Regions from separate parts of the Homo sapiens genome. Here region 2 is linked to region 1. Evidence: read pairs that join two places in POLR2A ChIA-PET (ENCODE). Cell type or tissue: Panc1. All regions are shown on one strand.

Region 1 (5,000 bases):
TGGCCAGGGACTCCAGGGCCCATTAGTGAAGGGGCTCTGAGGAGGTTCCCCGATGTTGGCAGCCCTCCTCCTCGGAAGGCAGCAGCCTCCCCGACATCTGTCTTAGCCACCTTCCTACCCAAGGGTCCTTGTCTTCCGTGCTCTTTCTGATGGCCCCTGGATCCTACTACAGCCCTATCACTTTGTCTGCTTTATTTTAGGAAATGGGATCATGTTTTATCATAGTCTCAGAAACATTTAAATTTTTTTTTTAACATTTTAACACTTTTGAAATAGGGATTTATCTTACAATCCAGGTTTACATTTACTGTAACAGGATTTCTTTCTAGTCCTCCCCCAATACATGCACACACACCTCACACACATGCACACACACAAGCTGCAACTGAATGTGTGGTCATCTTAGAACTAAAGATGTGCAGTCCTCCTCATATATTCTCAGGTTGGGTACTGCCCTGGCAAGAGCAGATCCAATTAGTCAGAACATTAATGAGGTCTGTCTGCAGCTAGGCAGCCTGTATCTGGGACACGCTCTACCAGGCAAGCGCAGAGGTGTCACTTCTCCCATCCAGGGCTCTGGAGTCCCATTATCTCTGCATCTTCCCATGGAGGGGGTGGTGCGTGGAGGTTGTAAAGAGATCAGCACACTGGGGGAAAGTTCCAGTCACTCCTGAGCACCCCCATATGAGGAAAAGAGCCTGACAGCTTGCAGACATTTGTAATGATACCATATTCCTTCAGAAGGTGACATGATCTATAATGTTTCTAGGAAACCACATGTTCTCATTCTCTGGTTCACCAGTATATCTCACCCAGATGGCTGCACAGTCAGTATCCCAGGGGTGCAGATTCATTCCTTGTGATGTCAAGTGGCCAACTGATTGACCAGACTCAGCCCAGAGAAATTGAGCATCTTAAATGATAGACAGAGAGCATCTTGGAGTGGGAAGAACTAGAGAAGACTTCCTGCAGTTAGGACCCATCCTAAGGAGAAATTCCTTCAAATGCACCCCTTTGTCCTTTCAAGGGGTGTGGCTTTCAAGGACCCCTTGAATACTTTCAAGGATGTGGCTCTCCTCACTTCACAAGGCAGCCCACACGCTGTCAGAAAGCTCTTGCGTAAAGCCCCTTCTTATGTGGGGACAGAAATTGCTTCATTATATGTTTCTTCTGTGCTGCTAACTGTTCCTAGATCCTTGGAAGAAAGCTCTCACACTGGCCCCACTGCACGGCCTTGTCTTTTTAGGTTCAGGCTCACTGTCTTCACTCCCTCTACCTGTCCTCCAAGCAGTGCCTGCTTTGGCCTGCCCTAGCACAGACTCTTGCTCACCCAGGGTCCCTTCTGACCTCCCAGGGGAAGGTTAGAGGAGCCAGGGCTTTTAAACAAGCTCCCGAGGAAAAGAGGAGCCTGCTCTTGTTTGTACAGAGGGTTGTGAGCCAGTGCTGATATGTGACCTATCGCTAGCCACCACCTCTTCCGGGTTGACCACGGACATGTCATTTCTCCTCCCTTCCTTCTCCAGTGTGGGTTTGCCTTCATTTCAAGTCTTACTTACAGATAAATAGCATGTGTTTGGGGAGGTTTACATACATTTTATGTATCACTAGAGAGCCTATTATTCATTCTTCATTTATTAGAGGATTGTTTTGGGGAACGTGTGTGTGTGTGTGTGTAGGTAAAAATAAAATAGACCTAAAAATGAGCTTATTACATAAAATCCATGTCGTCAGGTCCTAGGTATATGTGTAATTTGCTCTGAGCAGACTAGAAGCCAATGCAGAGAGGGATACAGGTGTCTCCACAATTAGAAGCGTCCATGAAATTAAAACAAGGAAAATATAAACAGTGGCTTTGAAAAAATGTGCAACTCATTGTTTGTTTGCACTTCTCCCATGACTGGTGAGCTGGAATCTCTTTCCTTTGTTTGCACTTCTCCCATGACTGGTGAGCTGGAATCTCTTTCCATCTCATTGGCCACTTGTATTGGCTGCTTTTGTAATCTACCTGTTCAAATCCTTTTACTACTTGGAGTGGGAGGGTTGTCTTTTACTTATAATTTGTAGTTCCTTATAGATCTCTAATGTTAATCCTCTGAATCTTATAAGCATTGCAAGTGCTTTCTTCCCGTATGTTGTGTTACTTTGTTTATGGTATCCTTGGAGACTGTGGGTCTTAAAACCTCTGAGCCCTAAGTAGAGAGAGATCTGCTACAGTAAGTCAGAGATTCCATATGCAGAGAGAATTACAGCTGGGAGAAGTTCTCTGTGGGTCCCCCTAGCCTCGCCTGGAAAGAGATTCTGTTAGGGAGTATCAGAGGGGTGGCCACAGGCCCAGCTACATCAAAACCCACCACCATCATGGTACTAGAAAGCTGTCATAAAAACAAATGCGAAGTGATGAGAACGAAGAAGAAAAAAATAGGTGTGTGAATAATCAAGGGAGGGGTGACAAGAAATCGGAACAAAAACATTCAGAGTAAGTTAAAGGGTAACAGGTTTAAAACAAAAATTTAAAACTCGAGAGCTTAAAAATAATGAGATTAAAAAAGAGGTGAGTTTAAAATACAGGCTAAAAGAATAGAAGCCAAGAAATTTTAAAAGTAGCTAAAGGAGTGATGATAATACTATTACTACTACTACTAATACTGGCTAACACATGATCACTCAGAGTATCAAGCACTGTGCTCAGGGCTTCACTTACTTCAATTCTTTTTATCTGCACTGCACCTTCTGAAATAGGAACAATTATTAGCCCCATCTTACAGGTAAGGAAACTAAAGCACAGAGAGCTTAAATAATTTGTCTAAAGTTGTTCTACAAGTAAATGGTAGAGTTGGAATTTTATTAAGACAAAGGTTAAATAAAACTCAGGAGACATAAATAAATGGGGTTAAGGAAAAATAGTACTTAAAAGGTAAAAAAATTTAAACCTAAACACCACAAACTAAAAAGGAAAACGGGGAACTTAAAGAAAATGCAGGAGAATCTTAGGAAAAAAAAAAAAAAAAAAGCTCTCTAGAGGAATGTGAGTCCCAGTGGCCCTCTGGGAGCGGCTCTGTCATCCTGTGGGGGGACGACTCCTGTGGTGATGCTGGGGACTTGATGGAAGGGGGATGGGGGATATCTTTAAGCCACTTTGCTGCCTTCTCATATCTGGAAGCTTCCATCTCACAGGCCATCCTTTCTTGCTACGTTCATGAATGCCTGGGTTGGGGGATCTGTTACCAGCACCTGCTGCTCTGGAAACTTGCCAGACACACTTTCCCCGCTGCCACCTGGGGAATAGTGTCTGAAGGGGAGAGAGTGCTGTAAAGAAGAACTGAGGCATGGCTTACGCCTGCTGGGGTGGAGACCTCCTGGGCTGCGGCTCCCCCGGCCTGGCCCATGAAGCAATGAGGAGCCTCACTGGACTCTGTCACCCACACAGGTGCCAAGGTTGCCAGCCGAGGGGGTCACCTGGAGCGCATATTTGTGGTGGAATTTCGCCCCGACTCAGACACGCAGTTTGTATCTGTCGGGGTCAAACATATGAAGTTCTGGACCCTGGCAGGCAGCGCCTTGCTTTACAAGAAAGGGGTCATCGGGTCCCTGGGAGCTGCCAAAATGCAGACGATGCTCTCCGTGGCCTTCGGTGCTGTGAGTTCTAGCAGATACTCCCTGAGAAGGGGACCCAGACCCCCTGGGCATGGGCATGGGCATGGGCAGGAGGGGAGTTTGGCCAAGAGGCTGAAAACAGCAGGAAAGCCATTTCCACATTCGCTCCTGTACTGGCTTATCTGCAACCACTGTTCCTTTTCTGTAGCACATATGGGTGGGTTGGCAACATACATATATATATTATTTTTCTGAGACAGAGTCTTGCTCTGTCACCTAGGCTGGAGTGCAGTGGCGCAATCTCGGCTCACTGCAACCTCCACCTCCCAGGCTCAAGCGATTCTCCTGCCTCAGCCTCCCAAGTAGCTGGGACTATAGGCACCTGCCACCACGCCTGGCTAATTTTTGTATTTTTAGTAGAAACAGGGTTTCACCATGTTGACCAGGCTGGTCTTGAACTCCTGACCTCAGGTGATCCGCCTGCCTCAGCCTCCCAAAGTACTAGGATTACAGGTGTGAGCCACCTCGCCTGGCCAATATTTTTTTTTTCTTAAAATATTAACCAGAAAAGGTAGGACACCCACCCAGGACAGGAGGTTTGTTGTTCTAAAGGCAACCCTGAGTTGCAAGCCCCAGAGGATATTGGGAACAATTTCCACTGTAGATAATGATCCTTTTTCTTACCAGCCCTCTTGTGCCACAGATGCCCCCAATTACCACCCTTAAGTGGGCTATGGGGTGCCCTCAGCCAATGCAAGCTCCAACTTCGTGGTCCTCCAGGAGTGGGTTTCTCCCTCTTGTAGAGGAGCCCTAGGAAAGTGTCCTTTGGCCTGGAGTCTGCCCCATCCCTGCTGTCACTTGGGCCATGCTTACAGAAGGGAAGTCCTTGCTAATGCACAGCTGTGCTCAGAGGGGAAGTCAGATGCCCAAGCCAGTTAAATATAGTGAATTTCCAAGCCAGGTGACTGCCTTGTGATGTGCTCTCGGTGATTTCTTTGCAAATTCTGCTGCTTTCCTTAGCACAAAGAGATCAAACTGCCTAGGCTGTCTGCATCTCTAGCTCTGGTTCCTTAATGAGAGAACGGGTGGCTGGGGAGGGACCCGCTTGAGTGTGTTCCGGGTGTAGAAGATGTTGTTTTGTTTACAGAACAATCTCACTTTCACGGGTGCCATCAATGGAGATGTCTACGTCTGGAAGGACCACTTCCTCATCCGGCTGGTGGCCAAGGCTCACACAGGCCCCGTGTTCACAATGTACACAACCCTTCGGGATGGACTCATAGTGACCGGCGGAAAAGAGAGGCCGTAAGCCAAAGCTCCTATGGAAACAACTTGTCGTTTGTTGTTATCTTGGGAGAAACTGACAAAAGTGTTCCCAACTTGGAGAAAATGCAGACTGTCATCCT
Region 2 (5,000 bases), 52 kb before region 1:
CTTAATATTTAAAAAAAATGGTTTCTGGAAATTTTATTATAGAACTCCTATTCTTAAATATTACCTCTTTTCTTCGAAGCAAAGATACTGGTCCTATTAACCCTATACTCCTTTTCTCCATTTACCCCACTTATTTTTTGGAAACCCCAGGTATTTAAATACTCATAAATGAATGAATAAACCTCATGGAAGTTGAAAATGTATTTTTGATATTATGATCTTTTTCCTTGGACTTGGGGAGAAGAGATACTTAATTTTATTTTCTTGAGACAGGGTCTCCCTCTGTCATCCAGTCTGGAGTGCCATGGCATGATCACTGCTCACTGCACCCTCCACCTCCAAAGCTCAAGTGATCCTTCCACCTTGCCTCCTGAGTAGTTGGAATTACAGGCATGTGCCACTATTCCTGGCTAATTTTTGTATTTTTTGTAGAGATGGGATTTTGCTGCGTTGCCCAGGCTGGTCTTGAACTCCAGGGCTCAAGCAATCCACCTGCCTTGGCCTCCCAAGGTGCTGGGATTACAGGCATAAGCCACTGCACCTAGCTTATTTCTTTACTTTTTGTACAGGGTGGGTTTCGCCTCTACAAAAAATAACTTTTCAACTAATTTTTAACCTACGGAATGTGGCCCAGACTGGTCTCGAACTCCTGGGCTCAAGAGTTCCACCTGCCTCGACCTTCCAAAGTGCTGGGATTACAGGCATGAGCTGCTGCGCCCAGACAAGAGGTGTCTTAAATTAGGAAGTTTTAGTTCTCACAAGTGTAGTGTCAATTTAAAGGCAGTCACGTGTCCATACATAATGCACATCATCAGATTTCTTCATCTTTTCATGTGGTTTGCTTGACAGTGAAGTTTTGGATAATAAGTGTTTTTTGTGGATTCTTCTGTAGGTGGAAGATGCTGTGCCTTTTCCCCTGATGGGAAAGCCTTAGCGGTTGGCTTGAACGATGGGAGTTTCCTGGTGGTAAATGCTGACACTGTTGAAGACATGGTCTCTTTCCATCACAGAAAAGAAATGATCTCTGATATTAAGTTTTCAAAAGGTGAAGATGACAGCAGATACTTTTTAAAATAGCACAGTCTTGGGACAAAAAATTACAAGAATGAACTATTTCAAATGTTTCTTTGACCATTTTCCCACTTTTAAAATACTAAGTTCCTGGAAGTAAATTCCTATATAAAATGCTTCGATGTTAACCCCACATTTTTCTTAACAGATACGGGAAAATACCTTGCCGTGGCATCCCATGATAACTTTGTGGATATTTACAACGTACTTACAAGCAAAAGGGTTGGCATCTGTAAAGGTGCTTCTAGTTATATTACACACATTGACTGGGACTCTAGAGGTAAAGTATGTTGTGGCTTTTAAAATAGAATTTCTGTGTTTAAAAAATGTCCATTTATGCATTGTTTCTAGAGAGAATGGCAGTTGAGTGTTAGAAATGGGAAAGGGGAATCCCACAACAATATAAACGACTGTAATTTTACAACCCAGAGGCAGCTGCTGCTAACATTTTGAATACTTTTTCCATCTTTTTACGCTTAGGATGATTATTGTCACTATTGATTCAAGCCATTGAGTTTTAAGACAGTTAAAGATACATGATGCCTTTTGTTATCATAGCAAGCCACCACCTCACCTTTAGTTGGGAGTGCTTTCTCCTTGTCTTGGGTCCCCTCATCCTCCTCCTGGCTGGTTTCCCTTTTCCACCCAAAGCTCCACCTCTTGGAGAACCGCCCAAAAAGGCTCAAGCAAATTTCCTCCTCCAGCAGAGGTAGAAATCTACATTCAGCCTGCCTAAAATTTCTCTGCTCTATAAAACTCCCAACCTACTCCTACCTCCTCCAAGTCATGCCCACAAATGCCATGAGGATTTGTCTATTTAATAACTCTAGCTTTTATGGTGTTGCATAGTCTTAAGCTAGCAAATGTGGAGGCTCTGGAAGTGAGTAAGACATGGTTTCTGCTCCCTGTGGAGTTTATAATTGAGTGAGGGAGATACTTATCCATAAATAATACAAGAGCACAAAATGGGTACCGTGTGAGTAAGCAGTGGTGAGTCACAAGGGAAGTGGTGAGCAGGGACTCCGAATGGGCCACGGCAGCATTCAGTACCCAGGGTGGAACATTGCACTATAGGGTGAGTCACTCGTAAATCCTATCCTCAAGACTCGGCTGATGTTGAGAGTCTGGAGCGGGTACTTGGGAATGGACAGCATTCCCACCTTCAGAGACGTTGTAGTCCACTGTGGTAGAGAAGCACCAAGCCCAATGTATGCTCTGAGGGAAAGCTCCTTGGAGGTAATCCATGGAGCCTCTGTAGAAGGGAGTGACCTTTGAGGTTGATCTTGAGAGATAAGGAGAAATCCACCAGATAGCGCTATCAAGGAAGAGCCATTCCAGGCAAAAGGAATATGGCATATGAAGAGTGAAGGTGGGAAGAACCAGGGGGTGATGAAGAAATAGAAGTGCTCAGTGGCTGAGGGTGTGAAGGGAGGGGAATGTGGAGACACAGGCTGGGATAGAGCAGAACTTTCATGCTGAACTGTGTACTTGTAGGCACTATGTAACTCTGAGGGATCTAGCGTGGGGCATTCCCTCCCATCTTGGGGAGAAGAAGTGAGCCTGGAGTTGGAGCAATCAAATTAATCAGGAGAACGATGATGAAGGCCTCTGCCAAAAAGGTTATTTCAGAGTATTTCTTGGAGTAGTGGCCATAGACCAGGACTTGGAAACCCTTCTGCCTGGCAGGTATTTAGTTGTAACTATACTTGCCACACTGGAATTTGGACTTTATTTCAGCTTTACAACATTCAGGAGTTTTATACGGTGCAGTAGATAGAGAAAAAAGCATGTGATGCATTGCATTTATAAAAGGTACAAGTCCCAACAAGGGCAAAGGGAGATCAGATAAGTCTGTTTCGCTTTCATGTCAGGGCAGTGCTGGCCAGACAAAGTGCCGAGGGCTTTGACCGGCATTTATGACCAGGCAGGGCACTGTGACTTTATCTAGGAACTGGTGAGGCCGATGAAAGCAGCTGCTTCTCAGACCCTTCTTTGATATTCTCTGCTTTTTTTTTTAAAGCAGTGATTTCTCCCTATTTATTATCTTGCTATTCTCTTGCCAGGTAGAATAGGGTCTGATTAACTTTATTTAGAATCCGACACACACACACACACACACACACACACACACACACACACACACACACACACACACAAAATACCTGATACAATACGTGAAATCCCACCACTCAATGACTATTAGGGATTAAAACCCATTATTGTTTCTATTACGGAGTGAAGAGTCCAGAGAAAAGAGGGTATATATAGAGTAAATTTTGACTGGGAAGATTTCTTAATTATTTTGAATTGTGAAGTACACATAACAAAAATGTACCATTTTAATCATTTTTTAAGTGTACAGTTCAAGGACGTTAAAAACATTGACACTGTTGTGCAACCATCACTGCCCCCATCTCAGAATTCTTTTCATCTTGTAATACTGATGACATTCCCATTAAATGATAACTTTTCATTTCCCCAACACCTGGCATCTACCATTTTACTTTCTGTCTCTATGAATGTAACCACTCTAGGTACCTCGTATAAGTGGAAGCATACAGTATTTGTCTTTCTATAATGGGCTTATTCCACTTAGCATAATGTTCTCAAGATTCCTCCATGTTGTAGCATGTGTCAGAATTTCCTTACTTTAAAGACTGAATGTTTAATTTTATGTATAGACTGTATTTTGCTTATCTATTTGTTGAGGGGCACCTGTGTGGCTGCCACATTTCAGCCACTGTGAGTGATGCTGCTATGAACATGGATGTACAAATATATCTTCAAAACCCTGCTTTCAAGTATTTGAGGTATATGCCCAAGGGTGTAATTGCTGAATCATATGGTAGTTCTATTTTTAACTTTTTGAGGAATTACTATACTGTTTTCCATAGCAGCTCTACCATTTTATATTCCCACCAGTTGTACACAAGGGTTCAAATCTCTCCACATCTTTGCCAAAGCTTATTTTATGTGTTTATTTTGATAATAGCTGTCCTAATGGATATGAAGTGTATCTCATTTTGGGTTTCATTTGCGTTTAGGGAGTTTGTTTGTTCTTAATTCTGCAAATGTATAGGCCCTGTGTCAGATGGTGGGGATATAAAGAGAAGTAAGTCCCAGATAGAAAGCACAAGATCTCGGCCAGGATCAGGGGGATGCTGCTGTGGAGGGGCCTGGGGGAAGGTCTGTGTAAAGTCCCTCGATATGGAGCCATCACTTGGTGGAAAGAGAAGCAAACCTCCCTATTTCCATAATCTTGCCCAAGGCCAGCCTCTTAGAGCTCAGGATGCTGAGGGAGGCTCCTGGGAATGAGCAGGAGAGGAGTGGAGTCAAAGGTCTTTGAAAAGCCACCATGCTTCTCATTGTAAGGGTCCCTGCAGGCAGGTGAGGGGGTCAGACCAAGTGCTTTCTGTGGATTGAGAGTAGTAGAGACACTTCTGATTTTTAGGGAGGAATTACACCATCTGGAGAATAAGAGCAAGAATACCTGTGAATCTTCCTTGATCTAACTCCACTAGCCATGAGACATGTGTCATCCTGATATTCCTGCATTCCCAACACCTCAGTCCCCAAAATGCCTGATCTCGAGAATGTGCCATGCTGCCTCAAGACCAGCCTAGCTTTCACAGCAGGGGCCTCCAGAGTCTGGCAAGGTTGAGAGCAGAATTTAGAAGCAGGGTTCTGTTTCATGCCTTTGATCCTGTCGAAAATAGTGAAAGCATTTGCCAGAGCCAGCTGGCTTCTCAGGGTGGGGGATGGCACAGCCGCCAGCCTCAGCAGCCTCTTGTGCCCATGGCAACTACAGGTCCTTGGAAAACCAAAAAGTGCACTGGGCTTTTGCAGGAACATCAGCTACCCCTGAATGAAAGCTCCAGCATGGAATGCTTGAGAAAGAAAAAATGTATGGAGGGAGAGAAAACATAGAA

The links. Peaks named below come from ENCODE experiments on the same cell type or tissue, not always from the same donor. Only the 100,000 strongest peaks of a DNase experiment are listed, where the experiment ranks them.
Region 2: POLR2A ChIA-PET joins it to region 1 with 5 read pairs; 6 of 35 experiments call an interaction of 5 or more read pairs at or near these places.

What each region holds. Positions count from the first base shown.
Region 1 is chr2:54,954,363-54,959,362 of GRCh38, forward strand. EML6 (EMAP like 6) reads left to right here. Exons shown (of 42, transcript NM_001039753.4): 33 at 3,428-3,636; 34 at 4,742-4,899. Among named protein-coding and RNA genes, the nearest start is that of RTN4, 94 kb to the right of the region's middle. In Panc1, no CTCF peak of the experiment used is centred here; a DNase peak (open chromatin) is centred at 1,939; H3K27ac peaks cover 4,868 bases.
Region 2 is chr2:54,902,152-54,907,151 of GRCh38, forward strand. It overlaps EML6 (EMAP like 6), which reads left to right. Exons shown (of 42, transcript NM_001039753.4): 23 at 893-1,045; 24 at 1,220-1,351. Among named protein-coding and RNA genes, the nearest start is that of RTN4, 150 kb to the right of the region's middle. RefSeq lists an enhancer at 1,485-2,684. In Panc1, no CTCF peak of the experiment used is centred here; a DNase peak (open chromatin) is centred at 2,070; H3K4me3 peaks cover 1,301 bases; H3K27ac peaks cover 4,977 bases.